Regions from separate parts of the Homo sapiens genome. Here region 1 is linked to region 2. A link is a contact called in ENCODE Hi-C or POLR2A ChIA-PET data. All regions are on one chromosome and are shown on one strand. Each heading gives the region's core, a stretch centred on a gene start or an enhancer-like site at or near the end of the contact. The rest is flanking DNA. Distances are from core to core; before and after follow the strand shown. Region 1 holds the start of NCKIPSD (NCK interacting protein with SH3 domain). Region 2 overlaps PRKAR2A (protein kinase cAMP-dependent type II regulatory subunit alpha).

Evidence for each region. Hi-C counts contacts between places; a loop is a spot of excess contacts on that map. ChIA-PET counts read pairs that join two places held with the same protein, here RNA polymerase II (POLR2A). Pooled maps may share reads with other maps.
Region 1: a loop to region 2 is called in a pooled map, with 5 times the contacts of the local background. The contact joins the promoter of NCKIPSD here to the enhancer-like site in region 2. A Hi-C loop is called at or near these places in 6 of 50 pooled maps. POLR2A ChIA-PET finds 5 or more read pairs at or near these places in 3 of 52 experiments (H1, WTC11 and naive thymus-derived CD4-positive, alpha-beta T cell).

The regions. Positions count from the first base shown.
Region 1 is chr3:48,684,002-48,688,236 of GRCh38, forward strand. NCKIPSD (NCK interacting protein with SH3 domain) reads right to left here and starts at 1,914. Exons shown (of 13, transcript NM_016453.4): 1 at 1,636-1,914. The coding sequence starts at 1,806. IP6K2 (inositol hexakisphosphate kinase 2) reads right to left here. Exons shown (of 6, transcript NM_016291.4): 6 at 4,002-4,235. RefSeq lists silencers at 1,422-2,141, 1,535-1,829 and enhancers at 2,026-2,757, 2,352-2,421, 3,804-4,235.
Region 2 is chr3:48,811,075-48,815,207 of GRCh38, forward strand. The region is part of intron 1 of PRKAR2A (protein kinase cAMP-dependent type II regulatory subunit alpha); the gene reads right to left. Among named protein-coding and RNA genes, the nearest start is that of PRKAR2A, 35 kb to the right of the region's middle. Within about 2 kb of position 1,745, at least 6 of the 41 ENCODE cell types and tissues checked have a DNase peak (open chromatin) inside an H3K27ac peak, as active enhancers do.

The DNA of each region.
Region 1 (4,235 bases), core at 664-3,163, 130 kb before region 2:
ACACACACACACACACACAGAGAGAGAGAGAAAGAAAGGAATGGGGAAAGAGAGGAGCTCAGAGAGGAACGGAGAGGCAGACAGAGGGAAACAACGCAGAAAGAAACAGAGCCAAAGCCAGAGTGTGGGGGGAGCCGGAGGAAGAAACAAAAACACACACATGTGGAGTCGGAACGACACAGGCAGAGAGGCACAGAGTCGCAGCAATCCAGACAGAAAGAGACACGCAGAAAGAAACAGACAGTGACAGAGAAGATGGTAGCCTCTCTGCCCTCCCCAAACACCTTGCCCCACTGGTCCTGGCTGGCGGCAGGGGACTCACAGGCCCTTGACCTATGCCCAGTAGGGGAAGAGACAGGACTTTTCCTCAGAGGCCTTCAATGAGACCCCATTCCCAAAAAGGTTGGGTCTGACACACAGCAGCCATGGTGTCCACGGCCCCCACTCCCACCCCTGGCACTCCTAGATGGGATCACGCCAAGGGTCTATGAGGAAGCCCCTAGGCCCCCAGGGCCCATCCTTCCTGGTAAGACCAGATGACACTTCCAAATTTATCCCGTTATTTCTGTCCTGAACTGGGCTGGGACAGGATGTTTCCTAAAGGATAAGGACTAGGACGGGGCGGGGGTGTCTGGCACAGGCCCGGCAGCTCTGGGCCCTTCTTCCCCCTGTGGTCAGAATAGACCAGCTGGAGATACGCACCCCAACCCCCGCAGCAGGGCTACTCTTAGGGAAACAGGAACTGGGACTGCAGCTTCCACTGGAAGGAAATGGGGCCACGATCAGACCAGGAGAAGCTATAAGAACTCACTTCATCACAATGTGAGCAGTCCCCACTCCAGGCTGGGAACAAGTAGGGATGGAACCCATTTTCAAAGCAAGAAAGTTTGAGAAGTCAGGGTTGGGGAGTGGAGCAGACAGTGTCAGCAGGGGCATGGGTCCTTGGTTCAAATAAGGTTGGTAGAGACTTAAGAAGAGCTTAGAGGGTGGCTGAACACAGGCTAGTGAAAGACACTGAAGTACCAAAGCTTGGGTGTTACATAGGGGATGGAGGTGTCTATGGCTCTAGGGTCCAAGTTGGGGGGTTGAGGACCTGGAGAATGGCTAGGGAAACAGGTGGTGTCCAAGGTGGTCCAGGTCTCAGTGGTGGCTCCAACGGGGGGCAAGGCGCGGGGTTGGGGGAAGAAGGAAGGGAGGGAGGGAGGGAGGGAGGGAGGGAGGGAGGGAGGTTGGTTGTGGGGTCCTAGGAATCCAGAGAAGGGGCATATTAAGGATCTGGGGTCTCAGGGATTTGAATAATTGGCCAGGATTCGGTGGGGCTCAGGGTCGCCATTCAGATGGCGGACTCGATACTGAAGGGTCTGGGGTCCTGAGGAGTCTCAGTCCCAGAGTTAGGCTTTTGGTCGATCGGGAGTTGGTCTGTCAAGGGCCTGGTCTTTTGTGGGTGATGCTGACACTTGGGGTCTCAGTCCCCGTGGGTCCGGGGGTCTCAGGGTCAGGTTCTCAAACTCCCTGTCTGATAGAGGTCCTGGCCTCGGGTCCCGGAGAGGGTGGGGTCCCTGGGTCGGTTCCGCGGGGCTGTGAAGGGGTCCTGCCCCAGGGGCGCGGAGGCCGGGCGGGAAGGGGCGCACTCACCTGCAGGCGGCGCAGGTAGGCTGGCGGCACGTAGCCCGTCTCACCACTGCGCGCCCGCGCGGCCAGCCACCAGTGCGCGCTGCTTCGCTCTAGCACCAGGAAGGTCTCGCCCGCGGCGAACGCCAGCGCGTTGGGCTCCGCCGAGCGGAACGCGTACAGCGCGCGGTACATGAGGCCGGGCAGGGCAGGTGCAGGGAAGGTGGCAAGGGCTGCGGCGCCACAACGCCAGGCCGGGAGCGCCGAGCCGCGCCGCGGTTGTCCCGCCCCGTGACACACTACGCAGGCGCGCGCGCGCCCGCCCGCCGAAGCCCCGCCCCGGGCTGTATCGTTCCACGCATCGGAGAGCAGCGCCCCCGCGCGGCCCCAAGAGGTGCGGCGGGGCTGGGGTCGACAGCTCGCTGTCTCCTCTGGTCCCTCCCGGCTCCAGGCCCCTCATCCCCGGACACCGCACCCTCACTCCTCACCCCGGCCTCAGTTTCACCCGTCCAGCCCTCTGCTCCCTTTCCCCGCTTAAGTCCGAGCGCTGCGTCCCGTCCTACCTCCCGGTGAAAGCGCGCTCCGCTCGTAGCGGGTGCGCCCCTACCGCCCTGGGGCAGTGGGTCCCATCTACTAATTGCAAGGACGGCGACCTCGAAAGGATGATCTTGCTGATCCGACACTTGGAAGCCCCCGCGGGGCCCGGCTCTCGGTGTGTCTAGGCCTCACCACCTGTCTTCACCGAGTGCCGGTGGTGGCCAGTGGGGAGCAAGTGTGGGGAGAAGGGGGCCACAAAAGCAGAAACCAGGCGGGGCTATTCCCTGTCTAAAGCCCTCCCATCTTTGCTCCCCACCCCTACTCCTCCTCTCTCTTCAGCTATGGCTGGTTTTCTCTATATTGGGCCTTTGCATATTCTGTTCCCTCTACCTGGGACAATTTTCCCTTCCCTCTCCTATAGTATTTGTCCGTCAAGCTCCCACCCCCATCAATCGCTATCATCTTGCTGTGTTTTATTGTCTTTATAGGACTTAAGATTTGCGATGCCCCTTTCTGAGAGCATAGAGGAGGGCTGAAAGAGGGAGTGGGGTACCACGGTGGCCTTAAGAGCCTATTTGATCCACCCAGCTTTCCAGTCAGCCCAGATCTCCAGATATATGAAATCCGTGTAATAAGAGTGCCTGGAAGACCCAGGGAAGAGGCCCTCAGGGTCCTGGAGAGACTGTGGCTGAGAATGGTCCAGCTACGCTCCACAGGAAGCCCGAGCCCAGGAAGCAGGAGGCGTGTACAGGCCAGTGTGTGCAAGTTTTCTATTTTTATCTGTATTTATTTTTTGAGACAGGGTCTTGCTCTGTCGTCCAGGCTGGAGTGCAGTGGGATGATCAAGCTCATTGCAGCCTTGATCTTCCAGGCTCAAGCCTACTGTCTCTGGGACTACAGGCATGCACCACCACACTCAGCTTTTTTTTTTTTTTTTTTTTTTTTTTTTTTTAGTAGAGACAAGGTCTTGCTATGTTGCTCTGGCTAGTCTCAAATTCCCGGACTCAAGCAGTCCTCCCAGTGTTGGGATTATGGGTGTCTGTCTGACCCAGTTGCCTATTTTTAGGCCTAAAGTACATAGGCCTAGTGTGAGGTTCAGGTGAGGGGTAGAACTGCTAGAAACTGACATCCAGACCCTGCCTTCTCTGCACCAGGTCTGGCTCTTCAGTTCAAGACCTCTCTTGGCCCTTCCTCCTCCCAGAAGCCCTCCTGGGGCAGGGCAGAATCTCGGGGTCTGTGCTGTCTGGGACTGCCTGAAGAATAAGACTGGTGAAATTGCAATGGGGACTAGGGCTGGGCAGGAGTGGTGACAGGTGGTGTGGCCAAGAGGACCACCCTACCTGCCCAAACACGCCTTTTTATGGTACCCTCCATCACCTGGGCCCCTTTACAACACAGTCCATGGCTGCCAATGGACCAGACCCGAGGCTAGAGACCCTAGTATTGCTTCCAGGACATCTATCACAATAGCCAGCCAATTAGCTGCTGCCAGTGGCATAGGAGGGATTAAAAGCTGGACCCAAGGTTTGGATCACCTGCTATCTAATTGGCTTAAGCTGCATACGGCCCATGAGAAGACCTGTGTCAAGCGTCATGTGGTTTTTGGATAGAGGTGCTGAGACACTTAGCCAGCACAGACGCCAGAAGGTATGTAACTTGGGGATCCTTTCTGGGTAACCTTCAGGATGCTGGGTTGGAGACTGTACACCATGCCAAGAGGTTGTGCTGACTTTAGGATCCATGGAGTGGGGGTGGCAGCCAGGAGAATACTGAGCCAGGGAGGTGGTCACAGCATGTGGTGAGGCTTGGGAGGGGGACTGCCTGCTCTTGGAAAGAATGACAGGAGCACTATATACAATAAACAAAAAGATTTGTATTAGAACATATACACTCAGGGAAGAAAGAGGTATCATCATCAAATGTGGAATGTTGAAGAAATAGTTAAAATAAATAAAGACTCCAAGCACAGCTGGGACTGGCTCAGGCTGGGGCTCACAGAGGCCACTGCACATCAGCTCCAGGCTGCAGGAGCCACCACCTGGCCATACTGGCTTCCTCCCTGACGCAGCACAGCTGTGCCTGGGACA
Region 2 (4,133 bases), core at 495-2,994:
GGCTGGGGTAGGGGATCCATTGAGCCCAGGAGGTCGAGGCTGTGATGAACCATGATTGTACCACTGCACTTCAGCCTGCGCAACAGAGGGAGACTATCTCTTAATTTTAACTTTAAAAATTAAAAAAAATGGGGCAGGTGTAGTGGCTCATGTCTGTAATCCCAGTGCTTTGGGAGGCCAAGATGGAATGATCACCAGCCTGGGCAATATAATAAGACCTCGTCTCTACAAAAACAAACAAACAAAATTAATTAGCCAGGCACAGCGGCTAATGCCTGTTGTCACAGCTACTTCAGATGCTGAGGTGGGAGGATGGCTTGAGCCTGGGAGGTCAAGGTTGCAGTGAACTGCAATCATGGCACTGCACTCTAGCCTGGGTGACAGAGCAAAAGACCCTGTCTTCAGCCATAAAAAGGAATCATTACTGACATATGCAACTTGGATGAACCCCAAAAACATTTAAATAAAAGCAGCCAGACACAAAAAAATCACATATTGTATGATTTCTTTTATATGCAATATCCAGAATAGTTAACCCATAGAGCCAACTGATGGTTGCCAGGAGATGAAAGGAGGGGAGAATGAAAAGTGATTATTTATTGGGTACAGGTTGTTCTTCTGAGGGAATGAAAAGATTCTTCAACTAGAGAGCTGCCGTGGGTGCATAACATTGTGAATGCGCTAAATGCCACAAAATTATACACTTTAAAAGATTAATTATATGTTATCCGAATTTCACCTCAATTAAAAAAAAAGGCATTATGCAAAGTAAAAAGTAAGCCAGGCTCAAAAAAGACCACATATTGAATGATTCCATTTATGTAAAATTCCCAGAGAAGTTAAAACCAGAAAAACACAAAGTAGATGAGCGGTAGGCTGGGGCTGCAGGGGGAATGGGGAGTGACTGCAAATAGACACAAAAGAGGGAACTTTTGGGGGTGAAAAATGTTCTCAAAGTGTGGTGATAGCTGTACAAGTCTGTAAGTTTACTAAAAATAAATTGTACACTTAAAATGGGTGAATTTCATGATATATAAATTATATCTCAATAAAGCTCTGAAAAAAAAAACTATTGAAAGTCCTTCAACATGAGTCATGTAAATTTTAAGTACAACGAAAATAGGAAGGAAAAGAAACAAAGAGATGCAGAAATAAGCAGGAAAAAACTAGGACATTTTTCATTCATTTAGTAAATATTTACTATATGCTAGACATTGAGATTAGGGAGGGAGCAAAACAAACCATCTGTCCTCATGGAACTTATAATCTAATTGTGACTAACAATAAAAAAGCACATCCTATAACACAATGCAGCAATGACGCAGTAGGTTCTGAGGTGTAGTAACAGGAAGAAAATAATTTACCACATCCTTTATTCATTTGGTGTTACAGGCAACTTTGAGCAGAAAAAGCTTTTTTTTTTTTTTTTCGAGACTCTCACTCTGTCGCCCAGGCTGGAGTGCAGTGGCACAATCTTGGCTCACTGCAAGCTCCGCCTCCCAGGTTCACGCCATTCTCCTGCGTCAGCCTCCTGAGTAGCTGGGACTACAGGCGCCTGCCACCACGCCTGGCTAATTTTTTGTGTTTTTAGTAGAGACGGGGTTTCACCGTGTTAGCCAGGATGGTCTCAATCTCCTGACCTTGTGATCCGCCCGCTTTGGCCTCCCAAAGTGCTGGGATTACAAGGCGTGAGCCACTGCGCCTGGCCAGAAAAAACTTTTACTACTTTATTTGATACCTTATGTTCTAATTAAACTTGAAAAAATTTAGTTCTGAAATACACGTGGATTTTTTAAACTCTGAGAACTTTGTAAACACAACTGTGTTCTACAGACAGCAAAAGCTTCTCTAAACTTGTGTTAGTCACATGGTCAAATTAGACATAATGCTCCGTACATATTGAAGCACAAAGAACTAAAGATAAGAGGCAAATAATTCTGACTGGAAAAGAATAGGAGGTACCTCTTCTAGTTTCTGGATACAGAAGACAAAAGTCCATTTGCATAGAAATTTGGGCAAGAGAGCCTTAATTCTTCCTTGGGTATAATGAAGTTGTCCGCCGGGCATAGGGGCTCACACCTGTAATCCCAGCAAGAGGACTGCTGAGACCAAGGGTTCGAGACCAACCTGGGCAAGGTGGCAAGACCCTATCTCTACCAAAAAAAAAAAAAAAAAAAAAATTAGCTGGCAGGATGGTATGCACGTGTAGTCCTAGATATTTGGGAGGCTGAGGCAGGAGGATTGCTGGAATCCAGGAGTTCGAGGTTTCAGTGAGCTATCATCAAGCCACTGCATTACAGCCTGGGCTACAGAGTAAGATCCTGTCTCTTTAAAAAAAAGGCTGGACATGGTGGCTCACGCCTGTAATCCCAGCATTTTGGGAGGCCGAGGCGGCGGATCACGAGGTCAGGAGATTGAGATCATCCTGGCTAACACAGTGAAACCCTGTCTCTACTAAAAATACAAAAAATTAGCCAGGCGTGGTGGCACGCACCTGTAGTCTTAGCTACTTGGGATGCTGAGGCAGAAGAATCACTTGAACCCGGGAGGCGGAGGTTGCAGTGAGCCGAGATTGTGCCACTGCACTCCAGCCTGGGCAACAGAGCGAGACTCCATCTCAAAAAAACAAAACAAAACAAAACAAAACAAAACAAAAACGCTAAAAGCTGTCTACTGTCTCCAGAAAATTTTATATAATTTAGGTAGCTGCTATGAGCCATGTTAAAGATCCTAAGTAAAGCCAGATAAGATAAAGGAGGAAAGTGGGGCCAGGATGTGTTGGCTCACACCTGTAATTCCAGTACTTTAGGAGGCCAAGGCGGGTGGATCACCTGAGGTCAGGAGTTCAAGACCAACCTGGCCAACATGGCGAAACCCCACCTCTACTAAAAATACAAAAATTAGGGCCAGGCGCAGTGTAATCCCAGCACTTTAAGAGGCCGAGGTGGGTGGGTCACGAGGTCAAGAGATGGAGACCATACTGGCCAACATGGTGAAACCCTGTCCCTACTAAAAATACAAATATTAGCTAGGCGTGGTGTCTCGCGCCTGTGGTCCCAGCTACTCAGGAGGCTGAGGCAGGAAAATCACTTGAACCCAGGAGGCACAGGTTGCAGTGAGCTGAGATAGTGCCACTGCACTCCAGTCTGGCGACAGAGCGAGAATCCGTCTCAAAAAGATTAAAAAAAAAAAAATTAGCCTGGCGTGGTGGCTTGCACATGTAATCCCACCTACTCAGGAGGCTGAGGCAAGAGAATTGCTTGAACCACGGAGGTGGAGGTTTCAGTGAGCCAAGATTTTGCCACTGCACTCCAGCCTGGGCAACAAGAGTGAGACTCCATCTCAAAACAAAAAATAAATAATCAAGGAGGAAAGTTATTAACGTTAACAGAGAAGGGTCACTGAGTGGGATATTCAACTGACTTTAACAATCCTTTCTATCCACACAGAAAGTTAACAGGTTTTCAACATTTTAAGAAAAATATTTTTTGAATCTTGATCTAAGTTTGGCCATTTTGCTGATTTTAAACATTCTGTAATGCCTTGTTCCATTTGTATTTCCAGAAAGTTCCATGAGTCTGACATGCACCAGAGTAGAAAATCATTGCTACAAATTGAAAACATATCATAGAATCAGAGGAGTTCAGAGTTTATTCAGCCTTGAAATTGGGGAAGCCCTCCAGCAACTTACAGCACAGCTCTAATAGGAAACAAGCAGATCATTTTTATTTTCTAATCTCAAGCTTTGTGCTTTATAAATATTTAGTTATTAATTTCAACAGATTTTTCAGGATATAAAGAAAATGGCTGCAGTTTCAATTTACCAGTTCTTTTTGTTTGTTTTGTTTTATTTTTGAGACAGAGTCTCGCTCTGTTGCCCAGGCTGGAATGCAATGGTGCAATCTCGGCTCAATGCAGCCTCCACCTCCCAGGTTCAAGTGATTCTCCCACCTCAGCCTCCCAAGTAGCTGGGAAACTACAGGCGCCCACCACCACACCTGGCTAATTTTTGTATTTTCAGTAGAGACAGGGTTTCGCCATGTCAGCCAGGTTGGTCTTGAACTCCCGACCTCAGGTGATCTGCCTGCCTCGGCCTCCCAAAGTGCTGGAATTACACGCGTTAGCCACTGCAC